2 separate regions of the Homo sapiens genome follow, and region 1 is linked to region 2. Evidence: chromatin loops called from intact Hi-C (ENCODE). Cell type or tissue: A673. All regions are shown on one strand. Each heading gives the region's core, and the rest is flanking DNA. Links, peaks and the distances in the headings are about the cores only.

Region 1 (10,055 bases), core at 1,285-9,284, 59 kb before region 2:
CTTTGTGGTAAAGTAATGAGAGGATCATGTTTTCTTAAGTAGTCAACCTTTTTTTTTTTTAATTAAAAAAATTTTTTTTTGAGATGGAGTCTTGCTTTGTCACCCGGGCTGGAGTGCAGTGGCGTGATCTCGGCTCACTGCAAAAGCTCCGTCTCCCAGGTTCACGCCATTCTCCTGCCTCAGCCTCCCAAGTAGCTGGGACTACAGGTGTCCACCACCTAATTTTTTGCAGTTTAGTGGAGACGGGGTTCACTGTGTTAGCCAGATGGTCTCGATCTCCTGACCTGTGATCCGCCTGCCTTGGCCTCCCAAAGTGCTGGGATTACAGGTGTGAGCCACCATGTCTGGCCTAATAGTCAACCTTTTGAGAAGGGTTGTTTACCAATTTATTCCCAGCACAATGTCAGTATGTAGTAGGTTCTTATTTGATATTTGAAGAATCACTAGGATCTTATCTATAATGAGTAAATGACATCTATTTAATTCTATTTTGGCTAGGCCAGTGCTGTGGCACTTAAAATTTAATGCTGAGACACTAACTAAATATTCAGTTTAATTTTTTTGCTGTTGATAAATGGTTTGTTTTTATTAACAATGAAGTCTGTTAAATGGAACGTACTATGAAACAACCCATAAGATAGTAGAACATAGGTCTGACCCATCTAGCTTGTTAGGTAAGCACAAAGTCATTTGTTTGTCTTAATTACAGTGTTTCACCTTATACTTTAATTGAAATTTTTTTTTTTTTTTTGAGACGGAGTCTTGCACTGTCGCCCGGGCTGGAGTGCGGTGGCGCAGTCTTGGCTCACTGCATCTTCTGCCTCTCAGGTTCGAGTGATTCTCTTGTCTCAGCCTCTTGTGTAGCTGGGATTACAGGCGCCTACCACCACGCCCAGCTAATTTTTTGTATTTTTATTAGAGACAGGGTTTCACTGTATTGGCCAGGCTGGTCTCAAACTCCTGACCTTGTGATCTGCCTGCCTCGGCCTTGCAAAGTGCTGGGATTACAGGCATGAGCCACCACGCCCGGCCTCAATTGATTTATTAATAGTATTTAGCCTTGATATATCATCCTTGTAGGAGAACATTGCTGAAATACTTACTCTTCTGTGGGTTGGATTTTGCTTTCTTAATGTTGGATTTGTTAGATGTGGTCTTCCTTTATCCCCCTTCTCATTTATCTTTTTGCCTTTACTCCAGCTGAGTAGACAAACAAATCTGAGTAACGTGTTCTAGTTGGAGGAAAAAAGAACCAATGCAACAGCTACATTTTAAACCTAACATCCTGGCTAGCACAGGCTTTCAGTTCTTTTGTGAGATGTTCTGCAAGGACTCTGGCTTACAATTTAGGAAGGAAAGAAAACCAGTCATGTAAAGCTCCAGAAAATTCTGATTAAACTTTTCAGTCCGGGCTCCTGGTCAGTGATGATACTTTTAACATCAGAACATAACCTTTTGGCTGGGTGTGGTGGCTCATGCCTGTAATCCCAGCACTTTGGGAGGGCAAGGTGGGAGGATCACCTGAGGTCAGGAGTTCGAGACCAGTCTGGCCAACATGGTGAAACCCCATCTCTACTAAAAATACAAAAATTAGCTAGGCATGGTGGCATACACCTGTAATCCCAGCAACTCAGGAGGCTGAGACAGGAGAATTGCTTGAACATGGGAGGCAGAGGTTGCAGTGAGCCAAGATTGCGCCACTGCACTCCATCCAGTCTGGGCGACAGAGCAAGACTCTGTCGCAAAAAAAGAAAAAAAGAAAAAAAAGGAAGAAGAAAAACAACCTTTCCATTTTACTATTATTGCCTATCTACTTCTGTTTTGGGAATTTATTATAAAGAAAATCTAAGACCAGGTACAGTGGCTTATGCTTATAATCCCATACTTTGGGAGGCCAAGGTGGGAGGATCACTTGAGCCCAGGAGTTTGAGACCAGCCTGGGCAACATAGTGAGACCCTGTCTCTACAAAAAAGAAAAAGAAAAAAACCACACATTTTTGTTTGTTTTGTTTTCTTTTTTTGTTTGTTTTGTTTTGTTTTTTTGAGATTGAGCCTTGCTCTGTTGCCCAGGCTGGAGTGCAGTGGCATGATCTAGGCTCACTGCAACCTCTGCTTCCTGGGTTCAAGCGATTCTCCTGCCTCAGCCTCCCAAGTAGCTGGGATTACAGGCATGCACCACCACGCCTGGCTCATTTTTGTATTTTTAGTAGATACAGTGTTTCACCATGTTGGCTAGGCTGGTCTCAAACTCCTGACCTCAGGTGATCCACTCTCCTCAGCCTCCCAAAGTGCTGGAATTACAGGCATGAGCCATCATACCCAGCCTAAAACCACACATCTTTAAAGTAAACGTTTGGGTCTATATTTGTGTTTCCCTATTGTCTCAGTTATTGAGTAGTTGGCTTTTGCTTGTTTTAAATAGGATCATTATCTGTTTTAAAGCTTAAATTTAGTTTAGCATTAGATGTGTAGTAGGAGCTACAGCATTTAATTGAAACTCTTGTGTGTAGTTAAGATTCTTAAATGCGAATAAAGAACTAAAACAATGAGAAAAAAGTAGCTGAAGAGTCATAGGATGTTATCTGTTATTCTCAACATGATCCATTTTGTCAGTATGTATAGGAATGATATACACTGTCTTATATTTTTAGACTTGGGAAGACCCAGGGCACAATGATAAACATACTGGCTGTTGTGGTGACAATGACCCAATTGATGTGTGTGAAATTGGAAGCAAGGTAATGAAATGTGACATTTTTTTCTTTAGTGTTGAGATATTAATGAAGTATACCAAATTTCATACTTTAAAAAATACTGTGAATAAAATGCATGAATATTAGTGAAATAATGATGTCTCTTTGGTATTAAAGGCTTCTTGCATTTTAAGCATTTGTATATTATAATTTTTACATTTAAATCTAGTCTGGAAAAAAATGTGTCTATGTATGTATGATTGAACATATATCTAGAAGAACTGGACATGTTCTGCATTGCTTTAGAAGATGGATAATTAGTCAATAGGTGAAAGGTACCAGGAGGGAAATTCCCTCTCAAAACATGGCAAATCTTGCCTAACAATTTAGAATGATCAGTAAATTGACCCGAACCAAATAACCTCATGAGTTGGAGATCCATGGTAGTAACTCCTCCATCAAGTAGGGTTGTTCTAAGATTCTGATTATAGTTATTTCTTTATGTCTCTCTCAGGTGCAGAGAAATAGTAAACAACTAAAAACAAAGTTATCATTTTGTTTTTTAAGTCATAAAGTTTTTGAGTCATCGTATGACTTGCTTAACTCATGACTTTTATAAAATAAAAGGTAAAGCATATTAAGATACGTATTTGAGACTATGGAGGACTTATTCTTCAGTATAATCAATGACAGTGCAAAAAACATTGATTACCCTGAGCTATGTACTGGTTTCCCTATGACCTAGAAGAAAATAGGACCTATAAGTCCTGTTTTCAACTTTAATAGGACTGATGAAACATTTACTCATTTAGGTTTTTAAAATTTGCTTAAAGGAACAATCTTCAGGTAAATTCTCAAGAACTTGGCCTCTTTCTTATTTCCTGTTAGCCAAGTAAAACTGTCTTCTAGAGTGTGGTTCTGTAATGTTGTCCTGACTTTGGCTATTGACTCTCAGGTATGTGCAAGAGGTGAAATAATTGGCGTGAAAGTTCTAGGCATATTGGCTATGATTGACGAAGGGGAAACCGACTGGAAAGTCATTGCCATTAATGTGGATGATCCTGATGCAGCCAATTATAATGGTAAGAAAATTTGAAAAGTCTGAAGTCTTTCTAATTAATTCATAAGCACCACCATACTTAACCTATAATGACAGAATTGTAAGCCCTTACCTTCAAACTGTTAAAGGATGGAGGAACAAAGCACTGGACAAGCATTATTTCTATGACTGCACTTGTAATTAACTAAGTAAACTTTCTCCTTCATTCCAGGAAAGAAAAAATCTGGTAGGTTCTTACTGTTTTTTTGGTCCTTTCCTTCCCCACATACCAGCACTCAGTTGGTATGTTTATTTATTTTAAAACATTTAATTGAGATATTCACATATCAAAGAGTCACCATTGTAAAATGTACAATTCAGTGGTTTTTAGTATATTCACTAAGTTGTACAACCATCACCACTCTCTAATTGCAGAACATTTCATCAGCCCAGAGGAAATCCTGTATCCATGGGCAATCACTCCCTGTCCCCCTTCCCTCAGTCCCTGATGACTGCAGATCTACTTTGTGCCTATGGATTTGCCTATGCTGTTATTTCATGTAAATGGCATCATATAGGTGGCCTCTGTGTCTGGTTTATTTCACTTAGCGAAGTAAGTGTCTTCAGGATTCATCCGTATTGTAGTATGTATCAGCACTTCATTCCCTTTTTTTTTTTTTTTGGTGGTAAATTTTACATAACATAAAATTCACCATTTTAATTAAAGTGTGAAATTCAGTGGCATTTCATTCATTCACAAGGTTGTGCAGCCATCACCACTAGTTCAAGTCATTCCCTATTCCCTCCTCCTCTCCAGGCCCTGGCAGCCACTAATCTGCTTTTTGTCTTTATAGCTTTGCCTATTCTACCTATTCTAGGTATCTCATATACATGGACTGGTACAATATATGGATCTTTGTTGTTGCTGTTTCTGGTTTCTTTCACTTAGTATAATGTTTTCTAGGTTTATCCATATTGCATATTGTGGCATCTGTCAGTACTCCTTTTTATGGTTGAATATTATTCCATTGTGTGGATATACTACATTTTGTTTATCCATTCATCAGTTGATGGACATTTGGGTTGTTTTGGCTGTGTAATGCTGCCATGAACATTCCTGTACAAGTTTTTGTGTGGACTTATGTTTTTATTATTGGGTACATACATAGGAGTTGCCAAAGCTAGAACACTTTGAGCAAGAAAATAAAGTAGTATTGTAATATAACCTGGAACATAAAATAAATCTCCATGAGTCTATACTGACAAATAAATGATTGAATAAATAGACAAATGAGGAAGAATAGACAAATCTCAAAGCAGAAGAATTCCAAATAATTTATGCAGATACTCCATTCTCAAGGAGGTCCTTAATTGTGAGTTGTGCCTGGTGACTTCCTTCCAAAGAGTACAGTGTGGGTAAGGGAGAGGAGAGGATGACTTTAGAGCAGAGAAACTTGACAAACACTGCCTCAGCCAGGTGATGGAGGTCAATGTCAGCAGTGATAAGAGTCACCTTGAGAGCATGTTCCCTCAAAATGATGTGATGTATATTTGCATCTGTGTTAATTCATTGAAGAAGGACTGGAAGAATGCCAATCCTTTAATGTTTCGTTTCAATTTTGAAAGGTGAGAGTGCATTCACACCATCTGTTCACTACTTGGTAGTACGGCTCTGTTCTGTTGGTCCGTGTGTGCATTTCCAACGTGCTTCTTATGCAAGAGAACTTGGCATGCTGTGGCCACAATTAGTGAAGCCAAGCCCATCACTCTGTCAGCACTCATTTACTAAGGCTTTATTTTCCTGCAGTTCAGGTTATTAGAACCCTGAAAACTTTCTCGGGGTGGCTGGTCCCATGGCGCAAGTAGTATGCAGCTTTCCCTAATGTCAACCTAAGGCAGTGTCTATTGTCCATCCTATAGCTTGCCCCTGTGCATCTCTTCCATTTGCTGTCCCTGAGTTGTATTTATATAACGAAATTTAAACTTCAGTGTTTTCCTGAGTTCTGTGAACCATTTTAGCAAATTAGGGGACCTGGGGAGAGGATTGTAGAAACCCCTAATTTATAGCTGATAGTCAAAAGTACAGGAGGCATCTGAAGTGGGGCAGTCTTGTGAGACTGAGCCCCTAACCTTTGAGATCTGATGCTAACTCCAGGTAGATAGTATCAGAATCACAGTGAATTACTGAGCACTCAGTTGGTGTCTGAATAATTGGAGAATTAGTTTCTGTTATTGGAAAACATCAACATTTGCATGTTGGATTTCTGGATTTCCAAATTATTTCTATATCAGGTGACACATTTCATGTAAATTATAAGTTCTTTGAAATTTACTAGTGCTTAAACATTTCCCAGTGCATTCTGTAAAGTTTCCATACTTTTAGTGATATTATGATAATAGAATGCATGCTATTCTTTATGCAGATTATAAATTGGATTGAAGCGGCCGGGCGCGGTGGCTCACGCCTGTAATCCCAGCACTTTGGGAGGCCGAGGCAGGCGAATCATGAGGTCAGGAGATCGAGACCGTCCTAGCTAACACGAAACCCCATCTCTACTAAAAATACAAAAAAATTAGCCAGGCATGGTGGTGGGCACCTGTAGTCCCAGTTACTCAGGAGGCTGAGGCAGGAGAATGGCGTGAACCCGGGAGGCAGAGCTTGCAGTGAGCCGAGATTGCGCCACTGCACTCCAGCCTGGGAGACAGAGCGAGACTCCTTCTCAAAAAAAAAAAATAAATTGGAGTGAAGCAATGTTATCTTATACAAATATAAATAAGCTTTTGTTATTGTTGAATGTATTTCTCTTCCTCATAATACTTTTCCTAACTGACTTTTTAGGATGTGTATCTCTGTTTGCTTGCATTGAGCAGGAGTTTGTTATTTGAAGTGCAGTTTGATAACATTGAGGCTAGCCATTGTTGATGGCTATACAGAAACTTAAAATTTTTAAAGCAGTGCACTTTTCTGTCAGCCAGAACTAAAGTATTGTTATGTACAGTGCCTGTACTATCCAGCAAAGTCTAGTCACATTTAATACGTAACCCATCAATGGATATCAATCTAATCTATTTTTCTTATCTTTTAGTATGTAATAGTGTTGTGATCCTCTGACATAGCCTCTGCCTCTGGACCAGGGATAGTACCTCAAGCCTGTAATCCCAGTGCTTTGGGAAGCCAAGGCAGGAGGATTGCTTGAGCCCAGGAGTTTGAGACCAGCCTGGGCAACATGACGAGACCCCATTTCTACAAAAAATTTAAAAATTAGCTGGGCGTGTGCATGCTTATAGTCCCAGCTACTCAGGAGGCTGAGGTGAGAGGATCGCTGAACTGTGGAGGTCAAGGCTGCAGTGAGCCTTGTTCGGGCCACTGCATTCCAGCGTGGGTGACAGAGCGAGACCTTGTCTCTGAAAAAAAAAAAAAGATAACCTCTGTCTTTTTCAGTATCTTGTACACTTCTCATAGGAATTATCTACATTTGCCAAACTGGTTGTTTCATTATGTAGCCACCAGCTGTTTGCCCTTACCTAACAGAGATTACTATTGTACTGATTGTTCTCTGTACTTAGTGTCAGAGCTATTCAGAGATACTAGATGATTTTCTTTCAATGTATATGTGTATGGCTTCTCTTCTCAACAAGGGGCTTCGCTCCAATGTTATCTTGAACTTCCGTGATAAGTCATTCCACAGCTCTTTCAAAATAAGTACTTGGAATTTTTGTTGAGTGTATAATTATTTGTGCATCTTGAAATCTGCTTATTCTCTTCTTTCTTTTTAAAAAAATCATTCTCACTGTCATCTTATGCTTCTTCTCTTCTTAGATATCAATGATGTCAAACGGCTGAAACCTGGCTACTTAGAAGCTACTGTGGACTGGTTTAGAAGGTATAAGGTTCCTGATGGAAAACCAGAAAATGAGTTTGCGTTTAATGCAGAATTTAAAGATAAGGTAATATGTCATTCAGAACTGTAGCTTTAGGCTCATTTGTATTGAGACTCATAATTTAACCATATTGTTACCATCTAAAGATTCACAAAACAGAAGTCTGGAAACATAACACAGTCTTGGTGTTTATTTATTCACTTTAATATTCTCTTCCATTTTTAGAATAAGGAAATGATTCAGAAGAGACAAAGTATCAGGCTTTGGGGAAATGTTGATAATAGGAAAATAATACCTTTTTATCATTGTAATGCAAACCTCTTCAAATTATAGGACTTTGCCATTGATATTATTAAAAGCACTCATGACCATTGGAAAGCATTAGTGACTAAGAAAACGAATGGAAAAGGAATCAGTTGGTAAGTGTAAACACTTTGCATGTTTAACACACAAAGCAGACCAGCTTGCAGAAAAGGTTTTAATAATCATAAGACACTGTACTGTTACTTTCACTTAGAAAAGAGATACAAGGCTGGGTGCGGTGGCTCACACCTGTCATTCCAGCACTTTGGGAAGCCAAGGTGGATGGATTGCTTGAGCCCAGGAGTTGAAGACCAGCCTGGACAACATGGAAAAACCCTGTCTCTACAAAAAGTACAAAAATTAGCTGGGCATGGTGGTACATACCTGTAGTCCTAGCTACCTGGGAGGCTGAGTTGGGAGGATCACCTGAGCCTGGGGAGGTTGAAGCTGCAGTGAGCCGTGATCGTACCACTGTACTCCAGCCTGGGCGACAGAGCGAGACTCGGTCTCAAAAAAAAAAAAAAAAGAGTACGAGAAACAGCCAATGTACAAAAATAATTCTCCCAGAAATCTTCTATTCTGTGTCAGGATAATGTCCTATAAAATGAAAACATTGTCCTTCCAACAAACAGAAGAAAAATGGAGAAGAGTTATATGTGTAAAAATGTACAGTCCTAAGAGTTGGCATTTGTCTGGGTGCTATATGGCTCATTCCTGTAATTCCAGCACTTTAGGAGGCTGAGGCAGGAGGATCACTTGAACTCAGGAATTGGAGACTGGTGGGGGCAACATAGTGAGACCTCATCTCTACTAAAAATTAAAAAAAAATTAGCCAGGCATGGTGGCGCTTGCCTGTAGCAAGGCTGAGGTGGGAAGATCACTTGAGCCTTGGAGATCAAGGCTGCAGTGAGCTGTGATTGCCCCACTGCACTCCAACTGGGGCACCTGAGCAAGACCCTGTCTCAAAAGAAAAAAAAAAGGAAAAAGATTTGGCTTTTAAGTTAACTTCTCTATTTTTTCGTATCTTACGATTTCTATGAAAATGGTCTTAATGTATGTTAAATAACAGGTCAGCAAAGATGATTCATTTTTCATTTTGATGGTGTATTTCTTTGTTGTTGTTGTTTTCTGAGACAGAGTCTTGCTCTTGTTGCCCAGGCTGGAGTGCAATGGCATGATCTCGGCTCATTGCAACCTCCGCTTCCCGGATTCAAGAGATTCTCCTGCCTCAGCCTCCTGAGTAGCTGGGATTACAGGCGCATGCCACCACGCCCGGCTAATTTTTGTATTTTTAGTAGAGACGGGGTTTTGCCGTGTTAACCAGGCTGGTCTCGAACCTCTGACTCATGATCTGCCCGCCTCGGCCTCCCAAAGTGGTGGGATTACAGGCGTGAGCCACCACACCCGGCCTTGATGGAATATTTCTAATTGGGCACATATTATATTAGTACTATAATGACTAATATATAGGAAAACTTGAACTACGGATAAACAAAAATAAAATGTATTTTTAAAACATGATCCATATTTTAGACTAAAGTGGGCTAAAAAAACCCAAAAAACATATTAGGATTGTATTATATACACGACTTGTCTTACGATTTTTAAAATTTAACACTATGTAATAAGCATTTCCTCATGTCATAAAAGATATAATTTTTTTTTTAGAGACAGGGTCTCTCGCCCAGGCTGAAGTGCAGTGTTACTATAATAGCTCACTGTAACCTCAAAGAAGTGATCCTTCTGTCTCAGCCTGCCAAGTAGCTGGGTACTACAGGCACGCATCACCACTCCCAGATGATTTTTAAATTTGTTGTAGAGACAGTGTCTTGCTGTGTTGTCCAGGCTGATCTTGACCCCCTGGCTTTAAGTGATCCTCTCACACCTCAGCCTCCAAAAGTGCTTAGACTACAGATGCGAGCCACCATGCCTAGTCTAGAAATATCATATTTTAATAATATAATATTCCATCTCTGTATAATATGTTTTATGGATAAACCTTTTTATTTTTAAATCCCTGCAAAGAAGGATAAACTATTTTTAATCATTTCTTATTATTGGACATTTTGGTTACTTCCAATTTTTCACCACTATTAATAGTGAAATAGTATATGGTAAACACCTTTGTAAATTACCGT
Region 2 (8,000 bases), core at 1-8,000:
GCCACCGCGCCTGGCCCATGAACAGTAATTCTTTATAAGTAGTGTTGGCATAGTGAAAGCCTAAAAGCGATATTAGAGTTCTTTACATTTTTGAATCTGCATTCTCAGCTTGTGCCTACCCACCCTCCCACTGAATGACTTGCCAGACCTTCATGGTCTGTTCTCAGTCTTCAGTTTTGGTTGCATACATCCTTTGATACTATTAAGGACTCACTTCAAGTTTTCTCCTTTGTCAACATTGCATTTTCTCATGGCTTGATGGTTTCTATACTATTGGCTTTGTTATCCCTACTCCTTTACCCTATATCTCTTCTTTCTCTTTGATTTATAACTCCTTGCATTCTTGTTTCTGGCAACTTGAACCTGTCTTGAATTTATTTCTAAGTATGTTTCTCACATCTATAGCTCCAGCCTCATGTAGAATTGCCTGCCACGCAGTCTTTACCTTGCTTTTTTTTTTTTTTTTTAAACAGAATCTTCCTCTGTGGCCCAGGCTGGAGTCCAATGGTGCAATCACGGCTCACTGTAACCTCCAGACTTCTGGGCTCAAGCGATATTCCTGCCTCAGCCTCCCAAGTAGCTAGGACTACAGGCATACACCACCACACCCAGCTAATTTTTTTTAAAAAAGTGTTTTTGTAGAGACAGGGTCTCATTATGTTGCCCAGGCTTGTCTCAGTCTCCTGGCTTCAGGTGATCCTCTGCCTCGGCCTCATGAGGTGCTGGGATTACAGGCATGAGCCACCATGCATGGTCTCCATTCTCTTTGTTTAAACTCCTCTTTTCACTCTTGATTTTGGAGCTACCTCTCTGGCTGATACTTCTGTCTCTTTGAGAAGCACTAGTTCTTCTGGTTAGTCCTTAAATGTTGGTGTTCTCCAGAGTACTTTCTCCTAGGCTGGTCCCATCTACTCCCTTCATTTGGCACCTACATGTCAGTGACTCTCAAATGCATTTCTCTCCTCTAGACCTCTCCTGAGCTCTAATCTCATACCTAATCCTGCCTACTCTCGACAACTCCTACTACTGATTCTGTTTTCCTAGAATGGAACTATTTGTCTTTCCCACCCACCACCTACCTGGACATGCAGTCCACAAATCTGTGAATTAATATAAATCCTACCATGACCCTGATATGCACCATAATGCTAGAAGGAACTTTCTCAGACTTAATTGCCCTACTTAATATCCTTTGATAGTTCTCTATCATTTTCAGGATAAAATCTATAAATCTTTTGCATAGCACATAGGATCATTCATGATCCTCCCTCTGTTTCTTTTTACTGCCTACCTTGAACTATATTCCAAACAAACAACTTAGCCATCCTTGAATATGCACAAGTAGCTACTGCCTGGCTTTTTCACCTGTACCTCTCCTCAACCCCTCGCTTTGTCGGCAAATTTTAAAATGTTCTATAAGAGACCTCAGAGTTCAGATATGACTGCTTCTGGTAAGCCTCCCTTGACCTCTGAGACTGTGTTAGACTCCCACCTTACCAATGTCTGTTGTCTTTATTGATTTTTTTATAGTTCTCTCTCATCAGACTATGAACTAACATGATAGGGACTGTGTCTTATTTCTTTGCAAAACCCCTGCACCTAGCAAAGCATTAGACACATTAGGTACTTTGTTGTTGCTTAATGAATGAAGGACATTCTTATTCTAATTTTGTGTAACATTTCCTGGAATTCCAGATGGTCAAAGTACATTCCTCTTTATCTCTTTAACTCTGCTTTCCCCGCTAGCTTTCCTATTGGTGACAACTAGATTCCCAGGCTTGAAATCAGTGGCAGTTTTGACTCATTTGTCTTTTTTAAATTTTTTTTTTAATCATTTAGACATTGGTCTCTTCAATTCTTTCTTCAAAATGCCTCCTGCAGTATTCATTGAATGCTCTACCTTAAGCTAGATCATGATCTCTTACATGAACACCACAGATAGATACTATTTGTGAATTCATTATACTGAAAAATAAGATTTTATTCACTAACTTCTGGATTTGTGGTCTTTTAGGATATATTGCAGCTCACTTCTCACACTGGCCCCTAATGTGAGTCATCTCTTCTCATCCATTTACTTTGTCGCTGCATGTCTATCTAAATGCTTGAATCCAGCCATGCAGTACTGTGTGGCTTCCTGAATTATTGTCCTAATGCAAAGCCGTTGTTTATGTTCTTACTTCTCCTTTACACCTATCCAAACCCTGCCCTTCCTTTAGAGCCCTGTTTAGGTTCCAGATCTTTTCTAAGACTTTGCTCAAGCCCAAAATTGCCATTTTATTTCCCTGAACTTGTCTTAATGTTAATATTCAGTTCCCATTCATTGTGACACTTATCCACTATATTGTGTTCTTACTTGGCTTTGTTAACATAAATGTGGCTGGGCGTGGTGGCTCATGCCTGTAATTCCAGCATTTTGGGATGCTGAGGTTGGCAGATTACTTGAGGGGCAGGAGTTTGAGACCAGCCTGGCCAACATGGTAAAACTCCATCTCTACTAAAAAAATACAAAAATTAGCCAGGCGTGGTAGCACATGCCTGTAGTCCCAGCTACTCAGGAGGCTGAGGTGGGAGAATCGCTTGAACCTGGAAGTCACAGGTTGCAGTGAGCTGAGATTAAGAAAAAAGAAAAAAAACATAATGTGAACATAGAGTGAGGATTTTTTTGAGGACAGGAATGTGCTTCCTTTTGTATCCTCAGTGCCTGAGATAGTTACCCTTCCTACTTTATTCCTCTCAATGCCTGAGAGAGTTCTTCGCACACAATGGGACTTGGTGAATACTTGGGGAATTCCTGTAGTCATCTTTGAGGCTCTGTAGCCAGAGCATTCATTCTTATAGGACTTTGCTGAGGGACATCCTGAGGATAGTTTGTGGCTGAGCAGATTAGCTCAAAAGTTAATATTGGGGCAGTTCTGCTGCCTTGTAAATAAATAGAATAAAGTTGCAACTGTTTCGAGGCACTTAGGAGATTTTTACTTAATGTCATGGGTGTTATGTAATGTCAAGGTGAATCTTTAATCACTCAGGTATAAAGTTGATCAGATTTTCACTTTACATTAATGCCTTAAAAGATTAGTGGAAGTCAGAATTTTCATTATCTGGTGGGCTTTTGTAGATTCCTCACTTAATTCTTTTTTTTCTTTTTTTCTTTTTTTTCAATCTTTAGGCTTTAATGACTGATGAAACAATATCCAATGTGCCAATCCTTATCTTGGGTAACAAAATTGACAGAACAGATGCAATCAGTGAAGAAAAACTCCGTGAGATATTTGGGCTTTATGGACAGACCACAGGAAAGGTAAGAGAAAAATATTTGGGTTACATATAAAGGACATTAACAGTTTTTAAAACATGATGTTTCGCTATCTAGATTACCCTTTTCTTTTAAAGGCTTAAACAGGCTTAGGATTAGTTTTACTGTGAGTATTTTGTAAGCTCACTAGAGGCAGGAGTGTGTTCTTTTTAACGTTTTAAATGGGATTCATTCATCAGGTATTTGAGGAAGAAGGAAATGGTAGAAAAGGCAGATTTACTCTTCTAAGAGTTTATGATTATCTTTCAAATTTGATTCTGAGAAATTGCTTTTGAAATAGCCCTTTTTAGCCAGAAAATAATTTTTTTTTTGGACTGGAGTTTGCAGGTTATGAAGAAAAATAATCATTTCAATCACTTTCCAAGCATTGAAATCAAAGCACTTGATTATCCTCATTGCTTCTTGCTGAGAGAGGTAGGACTGTTGGCCGCATTTTGCAGAGGAAGAAACAGAGAGTGATTTGTTCAGGTCTACACAGCAAGTCAGTGATAAAACCAGAAAAAGAACTTGAGTCTTCCAAATCAATAGTTTTTACTGTCTTCAATTGGAAGGAGGACTCTTGTAGAAAAGCAGGCTTGAGAGAGAGAAAATCTAGATCAGATAAAGTTAAGCAGGAATCTTACTGTTCTTTTTAGCTTGGGGTTTTGGCATATTTAGTTTTTAAATATCTTCCTTTTCTGTGATAACTTTCTGACTTTTTTACATGGTTCCTTAGTCTCACCTCTTCTTGATTATCGGTTTCTTTATAGAAATACTTCCTTTCTTTCATTTAATTTCTCCTCTTTTGCATCAGTATTAAATACACATGAATTCTTCATTTCTTCAGTGCCACCTGTTATGAGTGTTTATTTCTGCATGCTTTTGTTAATGAGAATGTCCTTATTTTTAAACAGTCCCAGACCTCTTTTCTGCATCAGAGGGCATGCTGGTTCCATAAGTCCCAGTGGCTTTTTTCTTGGTTTGCTGCCATAACTTTACAGATAAATATTGGGTGTTCAAAGCAAATGCTCTTCAGAGAGAGAAAGGCTGGGAATAGAACTGTGCTGCTTATTCTATCCTGAAAACACGAAGCCTGGGGAAGTCATCTATATGGCCTTGACCACATTTCTGTAATTAATACCTACTTAGGTTTGCTTTTAAGGAATGGATAAAATGATTGTAATGATCGTCCTTTCAATCTTTTCCACCACAGAGATGCTAACAGGCCTTTCTTGGTTTTGCCTCCTTTAGGGGAATGTGACCCTGAAGGAGCTGAATGCTCGCCCCATGGAAGTGTTCATGTGCAGTGTGCTCAAGAGGCAAGGTTACGGCGAGGGTTTCCGCTGGCTCTCCCAGTATATTGACTGATGTTTGGACGGTGAAAATAAAAGAGTTTTACTTCTCTGGACTGATCCTATTCACAGCTTCCTCATGAACTTTTCTAATAGAACAAGGAAAGCTCTCCAACCATGTCTGGCGTTGAGAAGCCAAGAGTCTCTGTCAACTCTCTCATTGCCCAGTGGTGACATGTGCTCTTCTCCACACTGTTGGGAGGTAATGCTGCCCCACGTGCTGGTGCAGGTCAGTATCCTGGGACTTGGAAGCTGGCAGGATTTGCCGGGTAAAGCTGTATGCCATCATGGGGCACCTGAAAAGAAAAACACGTCTCACCACTGTGGTTGATTCAAAAGAAAGTGATTCTATTTTTTAAAGAAAGCGTTGTTAATGTAATTGGTATCCCTCCTAACTTTTTGAGTTCACAATTTACTTGGTCCAGAGTTTTCTATTCTTTTTTTTTTTTAAACTAATGAATGACATTTAGATACTTCATAAAATTATGAACAGATATGGAGGCCAGAGCTCATTTGGGTAAACTTACTCCTGCTGAGTTAGCAGGTTGGTGAGAGAAGCTCCCCTGAGCTCACCTGTCTCTCTGACTGCCTTGGAGTAGGTGGCATAACCTTGTGCACAGAGAACTAGAAAAGGGGCAGAACCCCGGCCTTGCAGTTGTGGCAGGTTTCCACTGTGGTAAGCTAGGTTCATTCCTCATCAAGGAATGTGTAGCAGATTGTTCACTGTGGAGGAGTTAATTATAGAATGGGTTATTGTTGTTATTCTTACTCATGAAGTTACAGATTTTAGCCAGTCTTTGCTTTTATACTTTTGTGAAATTTAATTTCTCTCTATAGCACCTTCCTTTTTCGTTTTCAGTTATCAAAAGTGACTTTGACCTCATAAAAGAGTTGAGAACATCTCTCGTGTCACATACTGCAGGTGCATCAGTTACTTTTGCACAGATTCTAGGGGGACATTTTTCTGAATAGGAAGACAGGACAAAGTTAACAGCTTAAGGGCTCTTAATTCTGTGAGTTGAGGACTTAAAAGTATTGTAGCATTTGTTTGGATCCATGAAAAATGTATTCAGTGGGCTTTAAAATTTCCATTTGCAGAATTTGGTCTCTCAGGCTGTTTGGGAGCTCTTTTTTTTACATTTTTTCTCCTTTGACACCTATTTTATTGGTGTTTAAAGTAAAGGTTAACATCTGTAGCTTTTCCAGGTTTTTTTTTTTTTTTTTTTTTTTTTGGTATGAAATTGTCTTTCTCCATTGCAGAAATAAGCTAGGGAAACACTAACCCAAAAACTTTCTGTAGAGCTGTTCCTTTGGAGGCAGCATCACTTATTGGCAGTAAAGACTCAGTATAAAAGCACCGGCATCCCTACTTGGGTGATGGGGATTAATTTTATAGCATTCCATTTTCCTAGTGCCACATGTGAAATTGGATTTTGATGATCTTAATCTATATTCTACCCTTATAATAAAAGATCAAAAGATATATCTCCTATGAACAGATTGGAGATAGGAGATGAAAAGTTGGGAGGATGTCTTTATTCTAATGTGAGGGTAGGGAAAATGTGGATAACATTACTGGGGTGAGGGAGGCATTGTTCTTTAGTTGGAGTTCTCATTCTTATTCTCCAGTACTGACTTGTGGGGAAAGCATACTTTTTCACTGCCAGGTACTGAATGCAGAGGCTCAGTGAAGTATATATGTGGGAAGTGCATGCATTTCGTTTATTAGCAAACATAGCTGGATTAAGACAAAGTTGTTGGTTTGGAAAGGGGTTAAAGCCTTAAGTGAACAAATCTAGCTAACAGTGAATGAACTAGGTAATATAACTTGCATATTTTTAATTTCCTTTGGTTAAAGGTCCCCCATACTTCTCTGTTCGGAGACATGAGAAGTATGATTACTTCAGTGTTAGTTTTCTTAATTTTTTTTTTCCCCTATTTGTCCCTTGTCACTTTGTTGCAAGCTAGAAATCTGTGGGTTATACATAGGGCAGCTCTTTGTGAAAGTGGTTTATTCCACTGGAGAAAGGGGATTGAAAATCAGTTAGAACCAATGTATTTCTTGCCCCACGGAACACTATTCCTATAAGATAGCTGAAAGAAGCTGCTGTGAGGAGCTCAGCTCCAAACACAGGATCAGCACCTTGTATAGGAATTCCCATGAATTATGACTTCTCATTCTGTTTTATCAGAGTGCATATATGTCCTACTTCAGGAAAAGTAAAACAGTCATTTACGAAAGAAAGTCAATCTGTATCCTAAGCATTTTAATAAAAAGTTAAAACAAATACGCTATTTCCTTTTTTTTTTTTCATTGGTTTGTTCTGAGCTCTGAGTTTGAACAATGCCGTTTATTTGGGGAGGCAACCAAAAGTTCCCTGCATAGAGGAAGAGACATTTAGGGTGCGTGTGAGATACTTGAATTTTGCCACCAGGAGGGGGAAAAAGGCTGGGGTACTAGAAGTAATAGATTTAGTACTACTTGAGAGATTTGGAACATGCTGTGGACCCAGGGTTGTTGGTCATCTCTGCAACAGGATGGGGATGGCAGATGTTTGAGCAAAATCTATATTAACATGCTAGCAAGGACTAGTTCTAGTTTAGCTGTGTTTCACTCATTTTACACAGAATTAGAATTGGCCAGGTGTGGTGGCTCACGCTGTAATCCTAGCACTTTGGGAGGCTGAGGTGGGTGGATTGTCTGAGCTCAGGAGTTTGAGACCAGCCTGGGGAACAGGGTGAAACCCCATCACTACTAAAATACAAAAAAATTAGCTGGGCATTGTGGTACATGGAGTAGCTCCCAGCTACTCTGGAGGCTGAGGCGGAGAATCGCTTGAACTAGGAGGTGGAGATTGAAGTGAGCCGAGATCATGCCACTGTACTCCTGCCTGGGTGACAGAGCAAGACTCTCTCTAGCTCAAAAAAAAAAAAAAAAAAAAAATCAATTAAATGCTACATTTGGCAAAATGAGAAAGAAAGAATTTCCTTTACTAGGCTTGTAGGAAGACTGCTTTTACAAAAACCCAAATGAGATCATAAAACTAAAGTACTGGGACAAACAGTGGGAAACAGTGCAATGGGTTCTTTTCAACCAAGTATTAAAGTATTGGAGATATTGCCGGGCGCGGTGGCTCACGTCTGTAATCCTAGCGCTTTGGGAGGCCAAGGCGGGCGGGTCATGAGGTCAGGAGTTCAAGGCCAGCCTGACCAACATGGCAGAGCTCCGTCTCTACTAAAAATACAAAAATTAGCCAGGCACGGTGGGACGCACCTTTAATCCCAGCTACTCAGGAGGCTGAAGCAGGAGAATCGCTTGAATCGGGGAAGCGGAGGTTGCAGTGAGCCGAGAT

What was found. Hi-C counts contacts between places; a loop is a spot of excess contacts. Peaks named below come from ENCODE experiments on the same cell type or tissue, not always from the same donor. Only the 100,000 strongest peaks of a DNase experiment are listed, where the experiment ranks them.
Region 1: it touches region 2 in a loop (2.4-fold over the local background); 13 of 110 quality-filtered maps call a loop at or near these places.

What each region holds. Positions count from the first base shown.
Region 1 is chr10:70,207,183-70,217,237 of GRCh38, reverse strand. It overlaps PPA1 (inorganic pyrophosphatase 1), which reads left to right. Exons shown (of 11, transcript NM_021129.4): 5 at 2,652-2,738; 6 at 3,649-3,775; 7 at 7,553-7,680; 8 at 7,948-8,033. Among named protein-coding and RNA genes, the nearest start is that of PPA1, 21 kb to the left of the region's middle. In A673, for the core only: no CTCF peak of the experiment used is centred there; no DNase peak of the experiment used is centred there; H3K27ac peaks cover 2,586 bases.
Region 2 is chr10:70,149,139-70,157,138 of GRCh38, reverse strand. It overlaps SAR1A (secretion associated Ras related GTPase 1A), which reads left to right. Exons shown (of 7, transcript NM_020150.5): 6 at 3,170-3,301; 7 at 4,547-8,000. The coding sequence ends at 4,663. Among named protein-coding and RNA genes, the nearest start is that of TYSND1, 6.4 kb to the right of the region's middle. RefSeq lists an enhancer at 365-865. In A673, for the core only: no CTCF peak of the experiment used is centred there; no DNase peak of the experiment used is centred there; H3K27ac peaks cover 991 bases.